Regions from separate parts of the Mus musculus genome. Here region 2 is linked to region 1. The links are chromatin loops, found by intact Hi-C in ENCODE. Cell type or tissue: gastrocnemius. All regions are shown on one strand. Each heading gives the region's core, and the rest is flanking DNA. Links, peaks and the distances in the headings are about the cores only.

Region 1 (12,259 bases), core at 1,205-9,204:
TGGGATAGGTAAAGATCCTTTCCCAATCTGTTGGTGGTCTTTTTGTCTTATTGACGGTGTCTTTTGCCTTGCAGAAGCTTTGCAGTTTCATGAGGTCCCATTTATCGATTCTCCATCTTACAGCACAAGCCATTGATGTTCTATTCAGGAATCCCCCCCCCACCCCGTGCCCATCTCTTCGAGGCTTTTCCCTACTTTCTCCTCTATAAGTTTCAGTGTCTCTGGTTTTATGTGGAGTTCCTTAATCCACTTAGATTTGACCTTAGTACAAGGAGATAGAAATGGATCAATTCGCATTCTTCTACATGATAACTGCCAGTTGTGCCAGCACCATTTGTTGAAAATGATGTCTTTTTTTCCACTGGATGGTTTTAGATCCTTTGTCAAAAATCAAGTGACCATAGGTGTGTGGGTTCATCTCTGGGTCTTCAATTCTGTTCCATTGGTCTACTTGTCTGTCACTATACCAGTACCATGCAGTTTTTTTTTTTAATCACAATTGCTCTGTAGTAAAGCTTTAGGTCAGGCATGGTGATTCCACCAGAGGTTCTTTTATCCTTGAGAAGAGTTTTTGCTATCCTAGATCTTTTGTTATTCCAGATGAATCTGCTGATTGCCCTTTCTAATTCCTTGAAGAATTGAGTTGGAATTTTGATGAGGATTGCATTGAATCTGTAGATTGATTTTGGCAAGATAGCCACTTTTACTATATTGATCCTGCCAATCCATGAGCATGGGAGATCTTTCTATCTTCTGAGATCTTCTTTAATTTCTTTCTTCAGAGACTTGAAGTTCTTATCATACATATCTTTCACGTCCTTAGTTAGAGTCACGCCAAGGTATTTTATATTATTTGTGACTATTGAGAAGGGTGTTGTTTCCCTAATTTCTTTCTCAGCCTGTTTATCCTTTGTGTACAGAAAGGCCATTGACTTGTTTGAGTTAATTTTATATACAGCTACTTCACTGAAGCTGTTTATCAGGCTTAGGAGTTCTCAGGTGGAATTTTTAGGGTCACTTATATATACTATCATATCATCTGCAAAAAGTGATATTTTGACTTCATCTTTTCCAATTTGTATCCCCTTGATCTCCTTTTGTTGTCTAATTGCTCTGGCTAGGACTTCAAGTACAATTTTGAACAAGTAGGGAGAGAGTGGACAACCTTGTCTAGTCCCTGATTTTAGTGGGATTGCTTTCAGCTTCTCACCATTTACTTTGATGTTGGCTACTGGTTTGCTGTAGATTGCTTTTATCATGTTTAGGTATGGGCCTTGAATTCCTGATCTTTCCAAGACTTTTATCATGAATGGCTGTTGGATTTTTTTCAAATGCTTTCTCTGCATCTAAGGAGACGATCATGTGGTTTTTGTCTTTGAGTTTGTTTATATACTGGATTACGTTGATGGATTTCCATATATTGAACCATCCCTGCATCCCTGGGATGAAACCTACTTGGTCAGGTTGGATGATTGTTTTGATGTGTTCTTGGATTCGGTTAGCAAGAACTTTATTGAGGATTTTTGCATCGATATTCATAAGGGAAATTGGTCTGAAGTTCTCTATCTTTGTTGGGTCTTTTTTATGGTTTAGGTATCAGAGTAATTGTGGCTTCATAGAATGAGTTGGGTAGAGTACCTTCTGTTTCTATTTTGTGGAATAGTTTGTGAAGAACTGGGATTAGATCTTCTTTGAAGGTCTGATAGAACTCTGCACTAAACCCATCTGGTCCTGGGCTTTTTTTGGCTGGGAGACTATTAATGACTGCTTCTATTTCTTTATGGGATATAGGACTGTTTAGATTATTAACCTGATCTTGATTTAACTTTGGTACCTCGTATCTGTCTAGAAACTTGTCCATTTCATCCAGGTTTTCCAGTTGTGTTGAGTATAGCCTTTTGTAGAAGGATCTGATGGTGTTATGGATTTCTTCAGGATCTGTTGCTATGTTTCCCTTTTCATTTATGATTTTGTTAATTAGGATGCTTTCCCTGTGTCCTCTAGTGAGTCTGGCTAAGGGTTTATCTATCTTGTTGAATTTCTCAAAGAACCAGCTCCTTGATTGGTTGATTCTTTGAATAGTTCTTCTTGTTTCTACTTGGTTGATTTCACCCCTGAGTTTGATTATTTCCTGCCTTCTACTCCTCTTGGGTGAATTTGCTTCCTTTTGTTCTAGAGCTTTTAGGTGTGTTGTCAGGCTGCTAATGTGTGCTCTCTCTAGTTTCTTTTTGGAGGCACTCAGAGCTATGAGTTTTCCTCTTAGAAATGCTTTCATTGTGTCCCATAAGTATGGGTATGTTGTGGGTTCATTTTCATTAAACTCCAAAAAGTCCTTAATTTCTTTCTTTATTTCTTCCTTGACCAAGGTATCATTGAGAAGAGTGTTGTTCAGTTTCGACGTGAATGTTGGCTTTCTATTATTTATGTTGTTATTGAAGATCAGCCTTAGTCCATGGTGATCTGATAGGATGCATGGGACAATTTCAATATTTTTGTATATGTTGAGGCTTGTTTTGTGACCAATTATGTGGTCAATTTTGGAGAAGGTACCATGAGGTGCTGAGAAGAAGGTATATCCTTTTGTTTTAGGATAAAATGTTCTGTAGATATCTGTCAGATCCATTTGTTTCATAACTTCTGTTAGTTTCACTGTGTCCCTGTTTAGTTTCTGTTTCCATGATCTCTCCATTGGTGAAAGTGGTGTGTTGAAGTCTCCCACTGTTATTGTGTGAGGTGCAATGTGTGCTTTGAGCTTTACTAAAGTTTCTTAATGAATCTGGCTGCCCTTGTATTCGGAGCATAGATATTCAGAATTGAGAGTTCCTCTTGGAAGATTTTACCTTTGGTGAGTATGAAGTGCCCCTCCTTGTCTTTTTTGATTACTTTGGGTTGGAAGTCGATTTTGTTAGTTATTAGAATGGCTACTCCAGCTTGTTTCTTCAGACCATTTGCTTGGAAAATTGTTTTCCAGCCTTTTACTCTGAGGTAGTGTCTCTCTTTTTCCCTGAGATGAGTTTCCTGTAGACAGCAAAATGTTGGGTCTTGTTTGTGTAGCCAGTTTGTTAGTCTATATCTTTTTATTGGGGAGTTGAGTCCATTGATATTCAGAGATATTAAAGAAAAGTAATTGTTGCTTCCCGTTATTTTTGTTGTTAATGTTGGCATTCTGTTCTTGTGGCTGTCTTCTTTTAGGTTTGTTGAGGGATTATCTTCTTGTTTTTTCTAGGGTGTGGTTCCCGTCCTTGTATTGGTTTTTTTCTGTTATTATCCTTTGAAGGGCTGGATTTGTGGAAAGATAATGTGTGAATTTGGTTTTGTCGTTGAATACTTTGTTTTCTCCACCTATGTTAATTGAGAGTTTGGCCGAGTATAGTAGCCTGGGCTGGAATTTGTGTTCTCTTAGTGTCTGTATAACATCTGTCCAGGTTCTTCTGGCTTTCATAGTCTCTGGTGAAAAATCTGGTGTAATTCTGATAGGCTTGCCTTTATATGTTACTTGACCTTTTCCCCTTACTGCTCTTAGTATTCTATCTTTATTTACTGCATTTGTTGTTCTGATTATTATGTGTCAGGAGGAATTTCTTTTCTGGTCCAGTCTATTTGGAGTTCTGTAGGCTTCTTGTATGTTCATGGGCATCTCTTTCTTTAGATTTTGGTAGTTTTCTTCTATAATTTTGTTGAAGATATTTGCTGGTCCTTTGAGTTGAAAATCTTCATTCTCATCAACTCCTACTATTTGTAGGTTTGGTCTTCTCATTGTGTCCTGGATTTCCTGGATGTTTTGAGTTAGGATCTTTTTGCATTCTCCATTTTCTTTGATTGTTGTGCCGATGTTCTCTATGGAATCTTCTGCACCTGAGATTCTCTCTTCCATCTCTTGTATTCTATTGTTGATGCTCGCATCTATGGTTCCAGATTTCTTTCCTATGATTTCTATCTCAAGCATTGCCTCACTTTGGGTTTTCTTTATTGTGTCTACTTCCCTTTTTAGGTCTTGGATGGTTTTATTCAATTCCATCACCTGTTTGGTTGTGTTTTCCTGCAATTCTTTAAGGGATTTTTGTGCTTCCTCTTTAATGTCTTCTACCTGTTTAGCAGTGTTCTCCTGTATTTCTTTAAGTGAGTTATTTAAGTCCTTCTTGATGTCCTCCACCATCATTATGAGATATGCTTTTAAATTCAGGTCTAGCTTTTCGGGTTTGGGGTGCCCTGCACTGGGGAAGTGGGAGTGCTGGGTTCTGATGATGGTCAGTTGTCCTGGTTTCTGTTAGTAAGATTCTTACGTTTACTTTTCGCCATCTGGTAATCTCTGGCGTTAGTTGTTATAGTTGTCTCTGTTTAGAGATTGTTCCTCTGGTGATTTTGTTACCCTCTATCAGCAGTCCTCGGAGACTAGCTCTTTCCTCTGAGTTTCAGTGGTCAGAGCAGTCTCTGCAGGCAAACTCTCCTCTTTCAGGGAAGGTGCACAGTTATCTGGCATTTGGATCTCCTCCTGGCCGAAGATGAAGGCCCAAAACAGGATCTTTCCCAGAAGCTGTGTTTCTTTGGCCTGTCACAGAAGCCTTTGTTTCAGTAGTCCACACTCTCACCTGTGTAGTCTACTTACCGCGGAGTCCTGAAACCAACATGGCTTCCGCGGCTCCTGAGGCAAAGGCCTCCCAGGGCGGGTGGACACCTGTCCTCTGGCCAGGAAGGTGGCCGGATGTCTGGAGCCTGAAAAGGCGCTGCCCCAGAAGTTCTGCGGCTCTCGTGTGTCCCAGAAGCTGCTAGCCTCTGTAGTCCACACTCTCACCTGTGCAGACTGTCCACAGCAGAGTCCCGGAACCAAGATGGCTCCCGAGGAACCTGAGGCAGAAGCCTCCCGGGCCGGGCGGACACCTTTCCTCTGGCCCTGAAGGTGGCTGGTTGTCTGGAGCCGAAAACGGCGCCGCCTCAGAACTCTGTAGCTCTCGCCTGTCCCAGAAGCTGCTAATCTCTGTAGTCCACACTCTCACCTGTGCAGACTGCCCGCCGTGGAGTCCCGGAACCAAGATGGATCCACTCACACATTCTTTAAGATACTGATATGACCGTAGTATCTGAGCACTCACCTAATTCACATCTTCTTTAACACTGGGAATGGGTTACAGCATAATCCAGGCTTCCTTCTCTATCCTTTCTGTCCTTCCCACTTCTACTACAGTTGGCACATCTTCTGTCTTCCCAATTGGCTCTCATTACTCAGGGCTCACATACTCAATGAAAATTCTGAATGATGAGGAAACAAACCACTTCATGATGGAAAGAAATCTTCATTAGGTCCTTGTTTGAGAACAGAAACCTTATGACTTATGACCGAGAGTCTGAAAAATAATGTGCACTTAGGTCATGTGAATTGATCTGGAGAGATATGAAGGTTATCATTAATAGGAAGGGATCCTTGGAGCGTTTTTAACAGATGGCGCATTTGAGATAAGACTGGGCCTTTAGCTTCAAGACTAAGATCTTCCATTTGCTAGTAGAACAAGAAAGTAAGCAGCTTTTGGTTTTAATTCTACTTTTGAATTGAAGTTTATCTGCCCTCCTGTGAATCCACCCATCTTACATCTATTTAGTCCTTGGCATGTGGCCGATAGGGTGTAAAGTATTGGAGATTTAAAGAAAACCCAGTTAAAACCTGTACACTCGCTTGTTTATCATCTAGTAGATGTTGCAGCCTTTCTTCATATTTATCTGATCATGTTTTGTGGTAAGGCACTCTGAAACTGTGAGGCTGTCTCTTTCAATTATTTCTTAATTGTAGTGTATCAGGAAATGTAGTTTTCAGCTGTGTGCCAGGCAGTGGGAGGGAAGAACCAAACGAAAGCCAGAATTCCGATCTTGACTCCAGTCCCACGAGAGAGACAGCTGGTTAGCACCCGAATGTGTGGAGTAGGCAGATTAAGCTGAGCTCAGAGAAGTCTGTCTCATCCCATGCCTTCTTTTTACAAAATCTTACAAAACATTCTACAGTCATGTCATTGTCTTTACAGACCACTAGAGGTCAGCACTTTAAAAAGTAAACGGGCCACATTATATTCCGTTCCCCTCAAAGTAAGCCTTGAAACGAATGCAGAATAACAATTTTTGAAAATCCCATTTAGGTTAGGGAGAAACATTCCCAAAGGAACAATGTTCTCTCTGACGTGTTGGAGCTGTAGGCTTGACATGCCCTACGAGTTGCCCTGACTGAGTGCTCTCATAGAGGGCTCATTGGACTTGACTACCAACCTCCATGTGAGAGGTGAACAGAAGCTATAGTCCTTGCAGCTGGGGGACTTACGGTTTTTACTTTATTTTATTTTGAATTTATTTTTTTTTATTTTATTTTATTTTATTTTATTTTATTCACAACCTAGTCGTTGCCTCCCTCCCAGTTCCCCCTCCCTCTGTTCTCATTCCATTCCTCTTCCCCACCCCCCTGTCTTCGAGAGGACATTCCTCTAACCCACCAGACCAACCCCACTCCACTCATAGTGGGGCCTCAAGTCTCTCTAGTGTTTGGCCTATCTTCTCCCACTGTGGCCAGAATAGGCAATCCTCTATGTGATGGGGGCCTGGGACCAGATTGTGTATGCTGCTGCCCAGTTGGTGGCTCAGAGTCTGGGAGCTCCCAGGGGTCCAGGTTAGTTGAGACTGCTGGTCTTTCTATGAGGTCGCCCTCCCCTTCACCTTCTTCAGTCCTTCTCCTAATTCAACCATAGGGATCCCCGACATCAGTCCAATGGTTAGTTGTAAGTATCTGCATCTGTCTCAGTCAGCTGCTGGTTGGGACTCTCAGAAGACAGCCATGCTAGGCTCCTTCCTGTATGTAAGCACATCATAGCATTAGTAATAGTGTCAGGCCTTGTCGTCCCCCATTCCCCGTCCCCCATGAGATGGATTCTAAGTTGGCCTGGTCGCTGGAATGTCTTTCCTTCATTCTCTTCTTCATTTTTGGCTATGCAGTTCTTTTAGACAGAAACAATTCTGGGTCAAAAATTTCGACTGTTAGTTGGTAACTCCATTCCTCCACTTGAGGCCCTGTCTCTCTATTGGAGGTGGAGTATTCAAATTCCCTCTCTCCACTGTTGGGCTAAGGTCAACCCTGTTGAGTCCTGAGACTGTCTCACCTCCCAGGTCTCTGGTACTTTTTAGAGGGTCCCCCACCTCCCACCTCTGAGGCTACATATTTACATTCATTCTGCTAGCCCTCTGGGCTTCTCTCCTGCTCCCTCCATACCTGATATTGTTCCCCCTTCCCCTTCCTTCTCCAACCCAGGTCCCTCCCTCTCTCTACTGCCCATGATTATTTTCTTCCCCTTTCTAAGTGGGATTGAAGAATGGGGCCTTCACTTGGGCCTTTCTGATTGTTAAACTTCTTACGGTCTGTGGGTTGTAAAATAGGTATTTTGTACTTTTTGGCTAATATCCACTTATTAGTGAGTACATACCACGTATGGCCTTTTGGATCTGGGTTACCTCACTCAGGATATTTTCTAGTTCCATCCATTTACCTGCAAAATCATGATGTCCTTGTTCTTAATAGCTGAATAGTATTCCATTATGTAAATGAACCACATTTTGGGTATCCACTCTTCAGTCGAGGGACATCTGGTTTGTTTCCAGCTTATGGCTATTACAAATAAGGCTGCTATGACCATAGTGGAACATGTGTCCTTGTGGTATGGTGAGGCATCTTTTGGATATATGCCCAAGAGTTGTATAGCTGGATCTTCAGGTAGATTCATTTCCAATTTTCTGAGGAACCACCAGATTGATTTCCAGACTGGTTGTACCAGTTAGCAATAGAGTGTTTCTCTTTTTCCACATCCTCACCAGCATGTGATATCACTTGAGTTTTTGATCTTAGCCATTCTGATTGATGTACGGTAGAAACTCAGGGTTGTTTCGATTTGCATTTCCCTGGTGACTAAGGACTCTCAACATTTCTTTAAGTGCTTCTGAATCATTTTAGATTCTTCTGTGAATTCTCTGTTTAGCTCTGTACCTGATTTTTAAATTGGGTTGGTTTTTTGGTGGGGTTAACTTCTTGGATTCTTTATATATTTTGGATATTGACCCTCTATTGGATGTGGGGTTAGTGAAGTTTTTTTCCCCATTCTGTAGGCTGTCGATTTGTCCTATTGGCTATGTCCTTTGCCTTATAGAAGTGTTCCAGTTTCATGAGGTCCCATTTATCAATTCTTGATCTTAGAGCATGAGCCATTGGAGTTCTGTTAAGGAAATTTCCCACTGTTCCAATGAGTTCAAGGCTCTTTCCCACTTTCTCTTATATTCAATTTAGTGTATCAGATTTTATGTTGAGGTCTTTGATCCACTTGGACTTGATCTTTTATGCAAGGTTATGGATCTATTTTCACATTTCTATATACAGACTGCCAGTTAGTTCAGCACCATTTACTGAAGATGCTTTCTTTTTATTTCATTGTTTGGTTTTGGCTTCTTTGTTAAAGATCAAGTGTCCATAGATGTGTGGGTTTATTTCTTGGTCTCCAATTATATTCCATTGATCTTCTTGCCTATCTCTGCACCAATACTATGCGTTTTTTTTTTTTTTATCAATATTGCTCTGTAGTACAGCTTGAGGTCAGGGATGGTGATTTCCCCAGCAGTTCTTTTATTGGAATAGTTGGGAATAGTTTTTGCTATCCTTTTCCAATTTGTGTCCCCTTGATCTCCTTTTCCTTTCTAATTACTCCAGCTAGAACTTCAAGCACTATATTGAATAGATATGGAGAGAGTGGGCAGCCTTGACTTGTCCCTGACTGTAGTGGGATTGCTTCAAGAATCTCTCCATTTAATTTGATATTGGCTGTTGGTTTGCTGTATATTGCTTTTATTATGTTTAGGTATGGGCCTTGAATTCCTGATATCTTCAATACTTTTAACATGAAGGGGTGTTGTTGTACTTTGTCAGATGCCTTTTAAGCAACTAATGAGATGATCGTTTGATTTTTTTCTTTAATTTTGTTTATTCAGTAGATTATGTTAATGGATTTTTATATATTGAACCATCCCTGTATCCCTGGGATGAAGCCTACTTGATTGTGCTGAATGATGTTTTTGATGTGTTCTTGGATTCAGTTTGCTAGATAGAATTGCATTGAGTGTTTTTGCAGCAATATTCATAAGTAAAATTGGTCTGACGTTCTCTTTCTTTGTTGATTCTTTGTGTGTTTTAGGTATCAGGGTAAGTATGGCTTCATAGAATAAATTAGGTAGTGATCCTTCTGTTTCTATTTTATGGAATAGTTTGAGGAATGCTGGTATTAGCTCTTCTTTGGAGTTCTGGTAGAATTCTGCACTAAAACTGGCCATAGGCTTATTTTGGTTGGGAGGATTTTAGTAAAGGCCTCTATTTCTTTAGGGGTTATGGGATGGTTTAGATAGTTTACCTGCTCTTGATTGTACTTTGGTATGGTCTCTAGCTATAAAATCATTCATTTCATCTAGATTTCCCAGTTTTGTTGAGTATAGGCTTTTGTAGTAAGATCGGATGGCTTTTTTTTTTATTTACTCTGTTTCTGTTATGTTTGCCTTTTCATTTCTGATTTTGTTAATTTGAATACTTTCTCTGTGTCCTTTAGTTAGTTTGGCTAAGAGTTTATCTATTTTGTTAATTTTCTTAGAAAAAAAAAAAGCCAAAATACCAGCATTTGGTTTTGTTGATTATTTGTATCTTTCTCTTTCTTTCCAGTTGGTTGATTTCCACCCCGAGTTTGATTATTTCCTGCAGTATACTCCTCTTGGATATGTTTGCTTCTCTTTGTTCTAGAGCTTTCAGGTATGCTGTTAAGTTGCTATGTAGGATGTCTCTAGTTTATTTATGAGTGCACTTAGTGCTATGAATTTTCCTCTTATCACTGCTTTTATTGTGTCCTATAAATTTGGGTGTGCTGTGTCTTCATTTTCATTAAATTCTAGAAAGTCTTTAATTTCTTTCTTTATTTCTTCCCTGACCAAGTTACCATTGAGTAGAGAACTGTTCAGTTTCCATGGGTATGTGGGCTTTCTATTGTTTTTGTTGTTATTGAAGTCTATCAGTCTAATGATCTGATAGGATGCATGGGATTATTCCTATCTTCTTGTATCTGTCAAGGCTGGTTTTGAGGCCAATTATATGGTCAGTTTTGGAAACAGTACCATGAGGTGCTGAGAATAAGGTATATTCTTTTGAATTAGGGTGAAATGCTCTATATATACTTGTTAAATCCATTTGGTTCATAACTTCAGTTAGTTTCACTGTGTCTCTGTTTAGTTTCTGTTTCCATGACCTGTCCATTAATGAGAATGGGGTGTTGAAGTCTTCCACTATTATTGTGTGATGTTCAATGTGTGCTTTGATCTTTAGTAATGTTTCTTTTACAAATGTGGGTTCCCTTGCATTTGGGGGGAGTAGATGTTCAGAATTGAGAGTTCATCTTTGTAGATTTTTCCTTTGATGAGTGTGAAGTGTCCTTCCTCATCTTTTTTTTTTTTTGATAACTTTTGGTTGAAAGTCAATTTTATTCAATATTAGAATAGCTACTCCAGTTTTTTCTTGGGACCAATTGCTTGGAAAGCCTTTTTCCAGCCTTTTACTCTGAGATAGTGTCTGTCTTTGTTACTGAAGTGTGTTTCTTGTATGCAGCAAAATGCTGGATCCTGCTTTGATATCCAGTCCGTTAGCTTATGTCTTTTTTTGGGGGGGGGGATTGAGTCCATTTATGTTGAGAGATATTAAAGACTGGTGATTTTTAGTTCCTGTTATGTTTGTTGTTGGAGATGGTATTATGTATGTATGATTCTCTCCCTTTGTGTTTGCTGTGAGACATTTAATTTCTTGTTTTTTCTTTGGTGTAGATACCCTCCTTGTGTTGGAGTTTTCTTTCTAGAATCCTCTGTAGGGCTGGATTGGTAGATAGATATTGTTTAAATTTAATTTTGTCATGGAATATTTGATTTCTCCATCTATGATGATTATGTGTTTTGCTGGGTGTAATAGCCTGGGCTGGCACTTGTGTTCTCTTAGTGTCTGCATGACATCTGTCCAGGATTTTCAGGCTCTTAGAGTCTCTGTTGAGAAGTCTGGTGTAATTCTGATATGTCTGCCTTTATATGTTACTTACCCTTTTTCCTTTACTGCTTTTAGTATTCTTTTTTTTTTTTTCATTCTGTAATGCATTTTGTGTTTTGATTATTATGTGATGGGAGGATTTTCTTTTCTGGTTTAATCTATTTGATGTTTTGTAGGATTCTTGTACACTTATGGCTATCCTCTTTCTTTAATTTGGGAAAGTTTTCTTCTATGATTTTGTCAAAGATGTTTTCTGGTCCTTTTAGCTGTGAATCCTCACTCTCTTCTATTTTTATTATTCTTAGGTGTGGTACTTTTATTGTGTCCTGGATTTTCTGGATGTTTTGGGTTAGAATCTTTTTATGCTTTGTATTTTCCTTGGCTCTTGTGTCAATATCTTCTATGGTACCTTCTATGCCTGAGATTCTCTCTCTTATCTCTTTTATTCTGTTGGTGATGCTTGCATCTGTAGCTCCTGATCTCTTTCCTAGGTTTTCCATTTTCAGGCTTGTCTGCTTTTATGATTTCTTTATTGTTTATACTTCCATTTTTAGTTCTTGGACAGTTTTGTTCAATTGATTCATTGTTTGATTGTTTTTTCCTGTCTTTCTTTCAGGTTTTTATTTGTTTCCCCTTTAAGGGCTTCTACCTGTTTGGCTGTGCTTTCCTGTATTTCGTTCAGTGAGTTATTTATATTCCCCTTAAAGGACTTCATTATCTTCATGAGATGGGAATTTAGGTCAGCATTACATTTTTTAGTTGTGTTGGGGTAGGATAGAGCTTGCTGTGGTCGGAGAACAGGATTCTGATGAAGCCTTCTCTTGGTTATGTTCTTGCACATGCCTCTCACCATCTGGTTATTTCCAGTGTTAACTGGCTTGGATGTCTCTGTCTGGAGCCTGTTTCCTATGATCCTGGTTGCAGGAGATTTCCTGGGAGACCTGCAGACTGTGAGGTGGTGAGAGGGGCAGACATGCCAATCTGCCCCAGCAGACAGGGCTTTGTTGTTTGTTTATTTCAAAGCAGAGTTTCTCAACATCCCTAGTGCTTCAACTTTTTAATGCAGTTCCTCATGTTATGGTGAACCCCAACCATAAAATGGCTTTCCTTGCTACTTTATTACTGTAATTTTGCTACTTTTGCTAAATTTACAAATGTTGCTAAATTTGAACCCTAATATGA
Region 2 (12,259 bases), core at 1,454-9,453, 61 kb after region 1:
ATGCACACGGTCATCCATGGCTGGCTCAAGAGGTGTGCTGTCGGGTTCTGTCGCTCGCTGTCTCACGTAGGAGCTCAGGCTGAACAGAACACCCCAAGTCCCCCGTGGAATTTGGACCGTGCTCTGTTATTGAGAGGACCTAGAGGTCTTGACAGAGTCATAGCTCCCTATTGTGGATGTGTACATACATAATTATTTTTGTTGATAAAAAAATCTATGCCATAAAAGCAACACAGTATGCCTCTTCCCTTCACCTCATCTCTTGTTTTCCAGGTATTTGGCTGAAGGAATACTATGTTGCGGTAAATCTCCAACCCAAATATGCCCCGGCAATGAAAACACAACACAATTAATATGAATACATGCTGTGCGCCTAGATAGAGGAGATCTACTGCTACACTACCATCTTCCACATCTATGAGACCCCTTAGAACTTGCGGTTTCTCCAGGCCATGTGCTTCTGCTCTGCTTTTCTTCTTCTTCCTCCTCCTCTGTGTCCTCTCCCTCTTCCATTTTCTCCCTCTTCTCTCTCCTCACTTTCTGCTCCACCTTCCCTTTTATCTGCCCAATCATCAGCTCTCCTTTATTTTACAAATTAAGGTGGGAAGCAGGTTTACAGGAAATCACCTGAGTGCTGACTCATTCCTTGTTCTTAACCACTCACAGGAGAACGGAATTAACATCAAATATAATGTTTGTCTGCAACACTACTAGTGTAAATAGGAGCACTAAATAGATACAGGTAGATACCAGGAACCCAGGCACAAGAATTAAAAAGACTTGGATTTTTTTTAAGTTTTCCCAGCAAGGGGAGTTTTATTTTTATATTTTAAAACAAGTTTCCCAGATAATTTAAACCTGAAGCCTGGTGCTGAGAACCACTAAGCTAAATATCCCAGTGACTAAAACAGTCACACCATTCCCATGAGCACTATTTTAGGTGTATACAGCCACTTAGGAATAGATATGTTTGGTAAAAGGAGAGAATTTAGATTTTGCCAAATTTCATAATTTTAGAGTGGTGCATTTTAACGTGAGTGACACTGAGAGTCAGTCTGAAGAGTCTGTCTGGGAAGAGTTTTGGAGATAGATGACATCTCAGTGGACTTTGGTTGTTGAGTTTAGCTGTCATAGTCACAATCTAGGAGCCCAAGATCAATGTGCTGGCAAGAGATCACTGTTTGGCATTCAGGTAGGTGGGGCTGGAGTAGGGGAGGAAGAGGGAGCTGGAGGTGAGGGAGGAAGAAGAGTGTGTCTTATGAAGCCACTAATTCTGTCACTAGGATTCCACCCTCAGACCCCCTCTAGCCCTAACATCTTTGTCTTCATGGCGGTTGGTGCTTAAACATAAAAGTCTAGTCTATGGGAAGCACAAATGTTCGATCCATGACATTTTCACTTCCCTCTCGGAGCTATGAGGGAAGCTGAAGGGGCCAGCTCAGTGGTATCCAAAATGCACCCCTCCCCCCAATCCCCCTGGAGTCTAAAATCTTCTTTGGTGTTGAGATCAAGGAATGCTGCTGACAGAACAGAGAGGCTTCGAACTCACTAGCTTCCCCTTTGATAGATCTCATTCTATAGGATTTTGTTTTAAATCTGCACATGTTTACCTCTGCTTGTGTGCGCTTTATCTATGTTTTAATAGTAATTCAGCTCCAGAGTCTTCAGAGTTCCCATTTCCCTGCTGTTGCTCTTTGTCTTTTGTAGGACCTAATTAAGGCTACCATGCCACACTCAGTGTCTCATTTGTTTTCTCTTCTGATTCAGACTTGTAGTCAAAGGCATGGCTGGAGAACAGTAGCCAGGGCAAGTGCCTGGCACACGGATTAGCTGTTGACCAAGGGGTCTCCCACAGACACAGTCCTGAGGCTGATGCTGTAGAGTAGAAGCAACCATAGTGCAGGGGCTAAGAAAGGTCGTAGGAATCAAGCAGAACCTTCTATCTACTCTACAAGAGAAAAACTATGTCATTTGCAGCAGCTTTGGAGGATAAGGGAGTTTGGTACTGGGTATTGCTCCAAAAGGCATTCAGACCACGGATAATTTCCTAGATCTACACTGTGTCTTAGTTCTTCACATTAGAGGCTGTTTAGGCCTATGGTAGTTGTACTATTGATGATACCCTTAGAGGATTTTAAACCCATAACCGGCTGAGCCTCTCAAACATTTGTGAATTCTTGGACAAATATGTAGAAGCATCCCTCTTATTACAAGGAAAGACTTGGGTGGATAGGATTTTGATCACACTGGAGGCATAGACTTTAACATGAGGATCCCAATTTAGTTGTTTAAATTTGGAGAAATCTTTCCCAAATTAAAGCATTAATCAGAAAAAAATTATGTAGATAACAAAAAGAAAATAACAGAAGCCAGCTGTCACAATACCACCCCTAAGTGACCTCATTATCATTTAGGGATCTGCATCTAGAATGATGTATGTTATCTCCTGCATGTATTACTTTTCTGTGTTCTGTTCTCTGAAGGATTATCATGCAATAAGACACAATTCGCAACATAATTTTAAAATCATATCAAATGGACATGTTGAAATTGTTTTCATTAATCCCTGATTTGGGATGTTCAGTTGTCTTTAATTTTTAATTTTTTTTTTTTTTACCAATAACATTGCAATGAGCATCCCTCTAGGGAAATGCACCGTTTTTCAATTAGGAAGCTGGAAGCTGGCAGCTCTCATGCTCAACCCCACCCTCTCACTTCTTCTAACTCCTCCAACTTCCCTTGCTCCTTGATTTGTCTTCCTAGATGAGCTGAGGCCTCCTTTGAGGGCAGTGGGCAACCATCATTTTTTGTTTGTCTGCTTGTTTGTTTTCTTTTCCTCCTTTGTGGTGTTCCCGCCTGTGGACGGCAAGCTGCATGTTTGTAGTCTTAACTGTTGACCATGCATTTGTTTGGCGTGTTGCTGGTTCTGGTCTGATCATTTGCATCTGGGCTCTTAGATCTGCTCTTTTCCCTCCCTCCCCTTCTTCCTCATTTAACTGAGTATCTAGTATATGAAGCAGGGATCCAGGTGCTGGGAAAAGAGTGGAAAATACAACAAATGAAAGCATCCCCTTGAGTGATAGCCTTCCAGAGTGATAACAGATACAGATAAAAGAGCCAGCACCCTGCTGATTTCAATCATCTGAAGTTCTGCAAAGACTAGACAGATGCTTTGGTGGCACAGGGTGGAGAGAGGATGAACAGCTAGTGTGTATATGGTGGAGTAGGGTTAGAAGTAGGTTTCTTTGAGATGGGAATCTGTGATGTGATATCTACATCTGGCAAAGGTGCTACCCATGAACATTTGGGTGTGAAGTTTCTGCAGAAACTTGTAACTGAAGGTCACAGGGAAGGAAAGATCACAGCAAGAAGAAGAGAAAATCAAAGGAGAGAGCCAGGGACAGGGTGTCAGAAAACAGTGGGCTGGATGGGAACCAAGTTGTGCCTGTCTTCAAGGCCCTGGAGGAAGTTCGGCTTTTATTAGATGTTTGATGGATTCATCTTGAATGAAGCAAGAGAGGGCCGTGTCCTGGGTTTTATTTTTAAGAAAGCACTCTGCTCAGTTTTTATCTTCCACCTTTAACAGGTGAAGAGCAACTCTTCAGGAAACACCTGCTAGCAGATTTGTAGACCAGGATGGCTTTGAACTCATAGAGGTCTACCTACCTCTGCCTCCCCAGAGCTGGGATTAAAGATATGTGCCACCACACCCAGCTGGTCCAGGTCTCTTTTTGTGGCATATCTTGATATTAATTTGACATTCACTCCTTTGCTGCCTGAATTGTCGAGCCATAACATATGGTTGTCTGTATTCTTACTTTGCAGAATCTTTTCTAGGAGACTAGATGATATCTCTTAGACCAAAGTCCAGCCTGAAGGGTAGAATCAGACCCCTCATAGGGAGTTCTCGGGGGAAGGGAGCCTTTGTTTTCCTGATGAAAAGACTCCTGCTTCCTCCCCTGCTTGTCTCTGACACGAATATGCTGTTTGAAGAGCAGAGCTACCCTGCTATCATCTGATAAGCATGAGACATGACCTTCGAAGGACAGACAATGGGAAGTGAGAAGCCTAGTTGCCTCAATTGAGTATCTGAACTCATGTGATAACCGCTTTCCCTATGTCATCAAGAAGTGAAAATGCCAAATAGTGTCAGCCTTTGCTACTCAAGTTAGCATTCCTAAATGCTACTCACAAGTTTCCTTTGGTAATTCCACAGAAGAGCATTCAAATCATTCGAGCTCTGAACACCTCAATATGTATTAAAGTTGACAAAGCCGATGACCTCAATTTAAGGCACTGTGTGTTATGGAATTAGGGCTCTTAATCTCAGATGTTTTGGGGATGTGCCATTAAAATGGTAGCTAATGTAAGAATGGTTTCTACAGACATCCTCTGCCAGAGATGAGCCATGCTTTGGTACAGCTAATTGGGATTTCTTTTTCTCTTATTTTGGTTTCCCACGATCTTAGTTCCCATTAAGAATGAAATGACACCACTATAGCCAATCCCCTGCAACCTTAAAGTTCCAAGCACACATAAAAAAAAAAAAAAATCAAAGAACGTGTGATTTAAGAGGTCCTGGCCAGAGCTGGAGAGATGGCTCAGTCTGTTAAGAGCACTGACTGCTCTTTCAGAGGGCTTGAGTTCAATTGCCACATGGTGGCTCACAACCATCTGTAATGGGGATCCGATGCCTTCTTCTGGTGTGTCTGAAGACAGCGACAGTGTACTCACACACATGAAATAAATAGAGGTCCTGGTCATGGACCCATGGAAAAAAACTTTAGATTTTCCCTTCTTCTTTCCTTCTGTGAGCTCACTGATCTTAACTCTTTCTTGCATACCCTCTCTGAAGTATACTCTATGCTAGCATGATAAATGTCTGCTGTACTGTAGAAACTTTATGAAACCCACCTTTAATCTACATCACGTTTTACACGCTAGAAATTATTTTCCTGATGAAAATCAAGACTCAAAAAAGTTAAGTGACTTGCCCCCTATATCTAATTAAGAATTTAGCATCCAGTGGATTAGTTATTTAATATTTAATTATTGTGATCATATTGCTGATAGAAGCAATGTAAGGGATGAGAATATTTAATTTGGTTCTTAGTTTTAAAGAATATATCCTCACAATATGGAAAAAGCCAAGCAAAGTGAGTGGCATAATGCAATTAACCTACATTTTGGTGAGCAGGAAGCCAGCAGTTTAGGTTGGATTTGAAGCTGGCCATAACTCTCAAGCCCGGTTCATATAGCTCTGGGTCTGCAAGTTATACTGCACATGCAAAAACTTCCACAGCCTCCCAAAACAGAACTACACACTGGAGACCAAGGGTTCAAACATATGAGCCTGTGGAGGACATTTTACATCCAAACCACGACCCCGGCATGCCTGGTTCCACACTGCTCTGTGCTCCTGTGAGATCCTCAAGCACAGATGTTCAGCTGGTAGATGATTCTATGCTTTTGTGAACTTCTTCAAAGGAGCAGCTCACAGTTTGTGTTTCTACCATCTTGGAAGCTCCTGTACTTGGACTTCTAACAGAAGCATTCATCCCCAGACTGGTTAGCTTGACCTTATTTGGAAGCAGGGCTTGTGTGGACATTGTGATGAGAAAGTCATATATTAGTGCACACCCTAGATCCAAATACGCCTCTGGAACAAGGGAAAACATAGGAAAGAAGACAAAATGGAGAAGACACTCACAATCTAAGAACTCCATGACTCTTGGCAGTCACCAGAAGCTGAAAATGATCAACTTCCTCATTCCCAAGTCCCTATATAAATGACAAACGCTCCTCTTACTACTTGAAGGTCCCTCCATCCCTGCAGGAAAGAGACTTCCCCTCACTGTGTGGCTCTTCACACTGGGCATAATAAATGTATAATAAGTTAATAATCAGTTGAGGTCAGACCCTGGTCTCTTTCCTGCTTTTTGTCTGTCCTCTGCACTCTGAAATCTAACAGTCAGTTTCTCTAAGCGTCTAAAAGAGAACCAACATCGTCCAAACCTTAAGTTTGGATTTCTGTCTTCCAGAACTTTTGTTGTGATTATGTTACAGCAGCAATGGGTCACTAATAAAGCATTCCTGGACTTGTAAGAGGATGAGCTATGTTGAGAACCACATTTGAGGATTGGAATGAGAAGCAGAGAGCTGAATATCATGTTTACCACAGTAGGAAGGATGGGGAAGGAACAGATACCTTTCTCCTGGAAATGCAGGATGCTACCTCTGCCTGGGATTTTATGAAGGGTGGGGCTCAGGCAGTGGTGAATTTCAGGGCTGGATCTTATAGGTAGTAGCATGTTTATACCAATGGGACTGCGTTGATTGTGTTTGTAGAAATGCGACTGCTTATAAAAATTTCATAGTTTCAGGAAAGAACATAGAAATGGAAACACAAGGGAACAAAACAAACTTGGAAATCCTTTTGCCTGCATTTTTGAGTGTTGTTATAGATTCTCTTTAGGCAAGTTTTAGTGGAGATGAGTTTACAAGTAGGTTCATACTGTGCACACAGTACTTTTATAAAATGAATTTCCACTAAGTCTGCTTGAATTTACCAGAAGAATAAAAAAAGTTAGAATCAAACATAAGAAACTGCTAAATTTCAGGTTAATATAAAAGAATTATTGGCTTCTAAAAGGTTCTTTCTCAAGTTAAAGCAGAATTTCTTTTTTTTTAAACATTGTATTTTATTATTTCGTGTGTTTGAGTGTTTGCCTACCTGTATGATTGTGGCCCGTGTACGTGCCTGGTACCCAAGGAGATCAGAAAAGAGAAGATCAGAAGAGAGATTGGATCCCCTGGAACTGGAATTCGAGACAGTTGTGAACAGCTGCGTGAGTGCTGAGAAATGTCTCCTGAATCTTCTGAAAGAGCAACAAGTGTTGCTCTATCAAGCCCCCAAATTTCATTTTAAAGCATTACATATTTCATCTTCAGCTAACATTTGCTTTCCTTCATGTAAGAAGATCATGTACATTTTCTGTCCCTTATAGCAGCTTCCCATTTTGTGATAATTTATGATATTTGCATTTCCTAGAATTGTAGCATTCTTTTTTGTTCTATGGACAAGTTCCCGTCATTGTTTAGACTCCGTGTCTGGAAGGATCCAGCACTCACTCTTGCATTTTTATAGTGGCTTCTCGGTTGCTGAGTGTTTAATTTTGATTCATGTTTTGTTATGTTGGATTTCATTATCACATTCCTTCAAAAGGGAGGATAATGTAGTCCTTGGATTCCTGTGTGTTTAAGAATGCTGGCATGCTTCTTTTAGCAGGATCAGTTGGCTAAAAGGAAACCTTGGGTTATGTTTCCATGCTGTTTAGGACTTGGTGGATGCTGTTGGCTGTGTTTTCGTGTTGAGGGCTGTGGAGAGGATGGTGAGGTCTGGTCAGTGCCTCTGTGGCTCATGTTGCTTAAACATTCTTTGAATATCCGAATCTCATGGAATAGATTATTATTATGTTTAAGGACTGAGCCTCATACAGTTCCTGCTGGCCTCAAGCTCACTATGTAGCCTAAGGATGGCATTGAACTTCCGAGTCTCCTGCTTACACTTCCTGAACAGTGGGATCACAGGTATAGGCCACCAACCCCAGTTTGATGATGTCCAGTGCTCTGCGCATGCTAGGTAAGTACTCTAGCAACAGAGGTACATTCTCCACACTTGATATTGATAATCATCAGTTTGGCTTCTTTTTTACTGGGACATGGTGTGCACTTCAAATGCAGGAATCCCTCTTTCTCTCAGCTTGAGAAACTTTTGATATTAAGGTTTTTTTCTCCTTGACCTCCTTTCTTTCTGTTCAGAATACTAATCCGAGCTTCCCAGCCCCCGTTGTCTTCAGTCTGCATTGCCTGCTGTCTTCAGCTCCTTGTTCCTTTCAGCTTCACTGTGTGAGTTCCTCTGCATGCTCTGTACTTGGGGTGGCATGTATCTCCTCTCTGTTATTGCTGAGTCGAGGAACACTTCTCTAATTATTTTTTCTTTCATCATTCACTGATTTCCTGAGCCTCTCCAGTCCACTTTTCAGTTGGTTTTTGTCTGTTTTTCTTTTTACGAATTCTGTTTCTTTTATGAATGTATATTTTTCTGAGAAACTATGTTGGTAACTCATTAAAGACTAATGAAAACTAACCTCTTTCCTCATGGTGGCCAGTCACTGAAGAGAAACTATTATTATTATTAATGTTATTATCAATCATTTGCCTTCTGCATTTACTTCTTGAAACATCTTGCCCATATTTCTTTATGTGGCACTGCTCACACACGAACAGATGACTCTACCTGTTTTACTAGAAGCAGTTGTGTGTGTGTGTGTGTGTGTGTGTGTGTGTGTGTGCGTGTGTGTATGCCTCTGTGAGTATGTGCCTGTGTTTGTGTGTACATACCTGCACATAAGTGTTGAAGGCATGGCTAACCATGGTTATGACAGGTTGTGGTCTTCCTCTACCCTTTCTACCTAACCTATGTGCATAAAATGTCAGGCTCTGGCATTCAGAAGTCAGTGTGAATCACTAGGCATCCCTCAGAGGTACAGCTTGTGTCGCCATGGTAGCTAGGGTCCTGCCTCTCACTCTCTTCATCACTTCCTATCCCAAGTAACCCAATCAGAGATACTTCATAAACAGTGTAAGCCTGCATAATTTCCTGCTTCTTCCTTAGTCATCAGCTACTTCCTTCCCCATCACTCTTCTGCAGTATGGGAATGGATTTTATAGAATAGTTTATTTAGGGCATGGGAAGGGGAGTTAAGAGAGTAGCAGAGGCAGAGAGAAGGAGAGAGTAGAGAAGTAGGGGCTGGCTATGGCCACGTGGGGGGGGGAAGAGGATTGGGGAGCAACAGGGCAAGAGGGTAAGAGAGAAGAGGGGAATAGACTTTAATAGAAACACTCTGATTGCTTCTGCACACATTTTGCAGTCCAGGCTGCATGTCCTCCATAGCATCCAACTCTCTTGTCTTTGGAAGTACAAAGAAGGGTCACCCTCCCACATCCCCGAAGGCCAGGTCTAGCCTGGCTTGAGGAGTTGCTTAGGTAGGGGAATGTGTACTGGGTTAGCCTGAATCACTCATGAACTCTGCTCCTCCATCAGTGATCTCCTGAAGCTTGCCACCCCGGTGACACTAGAAAAAGGGAAAGGCAGTCAATATACCTGGTTGCCAGTGATAAACCCGGGGACCCAGGTAGTTCTCCACGAGACTGTAACATCAATACACAAATGTATTCTGTTGGAAGCCACTGAGTTTTGGAATTCTGCTGTTAAGCAAGGCAGGAAAAGCCAATGGTCTCTAGCAAACACAAGGAAGCCAGAGAATGGAGGTAGCCATGAGAGCTGGCTCCATGTGACTCAGAGGAGACAATTTGTCATGTCTCTAAGATGGACCACTCCAGTGGTTTCTGCAAATGTTGGAGGGAAGTGGAGAAGATCCAAAGTGAGGGTTTCAGGTTGCAGAGCACTTCAGATTTCCTGTCTTCACCAGAAAAGAAACCAATCTCTTTCTGCTTCTCTCTGCTTCCTTGACTGCAAATACATCTTGTCAGGCACTGAGCTGAATGCGGTTGGCAGTGTTATTTACCACCCTGAGCAAATGTGGCTGCTTTATGATAGATTACAGTGATCATCTATATCTCCCAAAGAGTCATGGGAACTGCTTCTGTCCCCTTCCTGTTGCAATTTATAGTCTATATATGTTTCTCTTTTTCTCAGTCAAGTTTTAAAACAAGTTTTCAAATGAAATGTGAATACAATCCAAGACACTTTGAAAGACTGTCGGGCCAAGAAAGAATGGAAGCTGTCTTAGTCTTGGTCTCATTTTCTCAAATACAGCCTACATGTTAGAGTCACAGTGATGTCCCTTTCAGAACCATGTAAGGTGGTTTTAATATTTGTCCTGCCATTCACAAATGGTGTGACTTTATAAACTCCCTGGAACTTTATCACCCATAAAAATATGAAAGGAGCAGTAGCCATTTTGATCCTATGGGGATAATGGCAATGAACAAATAATCTTCCAGGAGGGGAAGGTTCTAGGATGAGGCCAGGTCTTGAGCTTTACTCAGTATACACTACTTGAAAGTGCCTTGTGAATTCTGAGAGTGACACCTCAGTTCTCTCAGGCATCCGGAACAATATGGCAGGCATTCCATGAGAGAGCTTGATTTAAAGTTATACAAGGTAAGACGTGGTCAGTCCAACTAAACTAACAAAGAGAAGAATTTGAGAGTTGTTTCTGAGATGTAGCTGCTGCTGCAGCTGACAGTGAGTCTTCACAGACCTCTCCTCTGATGTCAACTACTTTGTTGACATTGCTGTTATTATCCCCATTCTAGGCAAGAAGAAGCCAAGTGCCAGATCCAGGATGGAACTGATCCAAGACACAGGGCCACAGAGCTGGAATAAGTACTGTAGGGTCACCTGGGGTCATTTGCATTTCCCCGTTTTCTATATTGCTCATCTGACTGGAGAGGACACCCACTCAGGGCTAGACATGCCTAAGAGATAATGAAAGGCTTACCCAGGGACATTTCCTTCCTGTGCAAATCCACCAACCCTTAGTTCACCTTCAGCTGTCTTTTCTGCTGAACTTGGGAAAAGTGAACAAATGCTCCTCTTGTTTCCAGTTATTCCAAGGCCAGAGTCAACCCAGGGCAGTTCTTGTTCTCTGAGTCTACTGCAATTATTCGAGTCACCCAACCATTTCCCTGGCTTGGCTCTGTGTTCTGCAATAAAAAGCTCTGCCACACCCTTCTGCTCTCCTTGTCCTGTCCCCTTATCCAAACAGTGTGTGTGTTTCAGTGTGGCATTGTGTGTCCCCTATTCCAGGGAATGAGAGTACCTAGAGCACTACATCAGCACTAAGCTGTGGGAGTGGTCATTCCACACACTAAAATCTCCTGGGGGTGTTTGAGGATACCCATGTTCTAGTCCTTCCATAAAGCACAGGGATGGGGTTGGGGGATTTAAGTTGCTATTAATGACTAGAATCTTCTGGGACAGAGGTGTGTTACCAAAGGCACCTAGGTAACTTGCTGATGTCTTTGGTTAGATGGCTCCAGAGCCAGGATTTATGGTTCAAGATCCTTTGGGATTCTCATTGTCTCTACCATGGTCCCCAAATGTGAAGAGTGGATAGTCTAGTTTCACTTGGGTCTAGCATGCATTTTATGCTTTGGAAAGTAATAGAATTTATTTCTCACGAAAGTCAAATGTCACTTTGCAGATGTCATCCTGACATTCATTAGCGACCTCATGTGCACATTCTTCCACACCGTTTCCACTCTGCACACACATTTATGTCTAAGATGACATCCTCACATACCTTCTTTCTGTAACATGCTTCTTCACTAAGAAACTCATGCTAGCTTGTCATCTCCGCTCTGATTCTTTAGTAAAATTGGAATAGTTTATCCAGATATTTTCAACCAATGGATTGTTTGGTTGCCTTTAATTAAAAAAAATTATTAATTCATTTTGAGCAAGGAATTTCTAGGTTGCCTAAGCTCATCTTGAGTGTCTGAGCCTCCTGATTCAGTCTGAGGAGTGTGTGGCACTACAGGTGTGTGCTACAGGGCCTGGTTTGGTTGTCTGTAATGAGTCAGCTTAATTTTTAGTTTTTGAAGCTGTGTTCTGTAGCCTTGGCTTATTCTCGGACTCAGCTGCATCAGCTGGAGGAAATCTCTGAATTTACTTGCTTTTACAACATTCCTGCCATGGGGCCTTACCATGAGGCTTTCTCTACCTGCAAAGTTTATGGCTTATAGTCTCTCAGAGGAGCTTTCTCTCCCCCTTCAGCCAGCATTCAGCATGAAATGAGCCCTCTAGTCTCGGCCCCACTTGTCTGTTTACCCCATTCTGCTTTTCCACTGGTAAAGCTGACTTTCACCTCAGCAGAGGGGAAGGTCACATAGCAGAGTTTTGGTCTTATCCAGTGCTGTCTCCATGTCTAGGCAAGTCTCAGAACATAGTAGGCTCTCAATAAGCATGCACTGCATGAGTGGATTGCCTGTCTTGGGGGCAATGCTCTCAGGTCCTCAACTTACCGCAGCCTACCACATAGAGTAAGTGTCTTTTAAATTTGAAGAAATTGGCAAGGAGAGGAGAAGAGCCTTTCTTCAGGTTACAAAGCAAGGAATCTAGCTCAAATGGTCGTTTCAAGACCATCAATCCTCAAAATTTCCAAAGGACATCTTAGGGCCATCTAGGTCACAGGCGCTGGGAATGTTAGCAAAACAGACCAAACTCCTC

Evidence for each region. Hi-C counts contacts between places; a loop is a spot of excess contacts. Peaks named below come from ENCODE experiments on the same cell type or tissue, not always from the same donor. Only the 100,000 strongest peaks of a DNase experiment are listed, where the experiment ranks them.
Region 2: a loop joins it to region 1, with 2.1 times the contacts of the local background. A loop is called at or near these places in 10 of 42 quality-filtered maps.

Annotation. Positions count from the first base shown.
Region 1 is chr5:43,628,628-43,640,886 of GRCm38, reverse strand. No RefSeq gene overlaps it. Among named protein-coding and RNA genes, the nearest start is that of Cc2d2a, 28 kb to the left of the region's middle. In gastrocnemius, for the core only: a CTCF peak has its summit at 6,014 (motif pointing right); no DNase peak of the experiment used is centred there.
Region 2 is chr5:43,568,282-43,580,540 of GRCm38, reverse strand. All of the region lies in intron 1 of C1qtnf7 (C1q and tumor necrosis factor related protein 7), which reads right to left. It overlaps Gm15866 (a long non-coding RNA gene), which reads left to right and starts at 7,155. Exons shown (of 2, transcript XR_868397.2): 1 at 7,155-7,642. In gastrocnemius, for the core only: no CTCF peak of the experiment used is centred there; no DNase peak of the experiment used is centred there.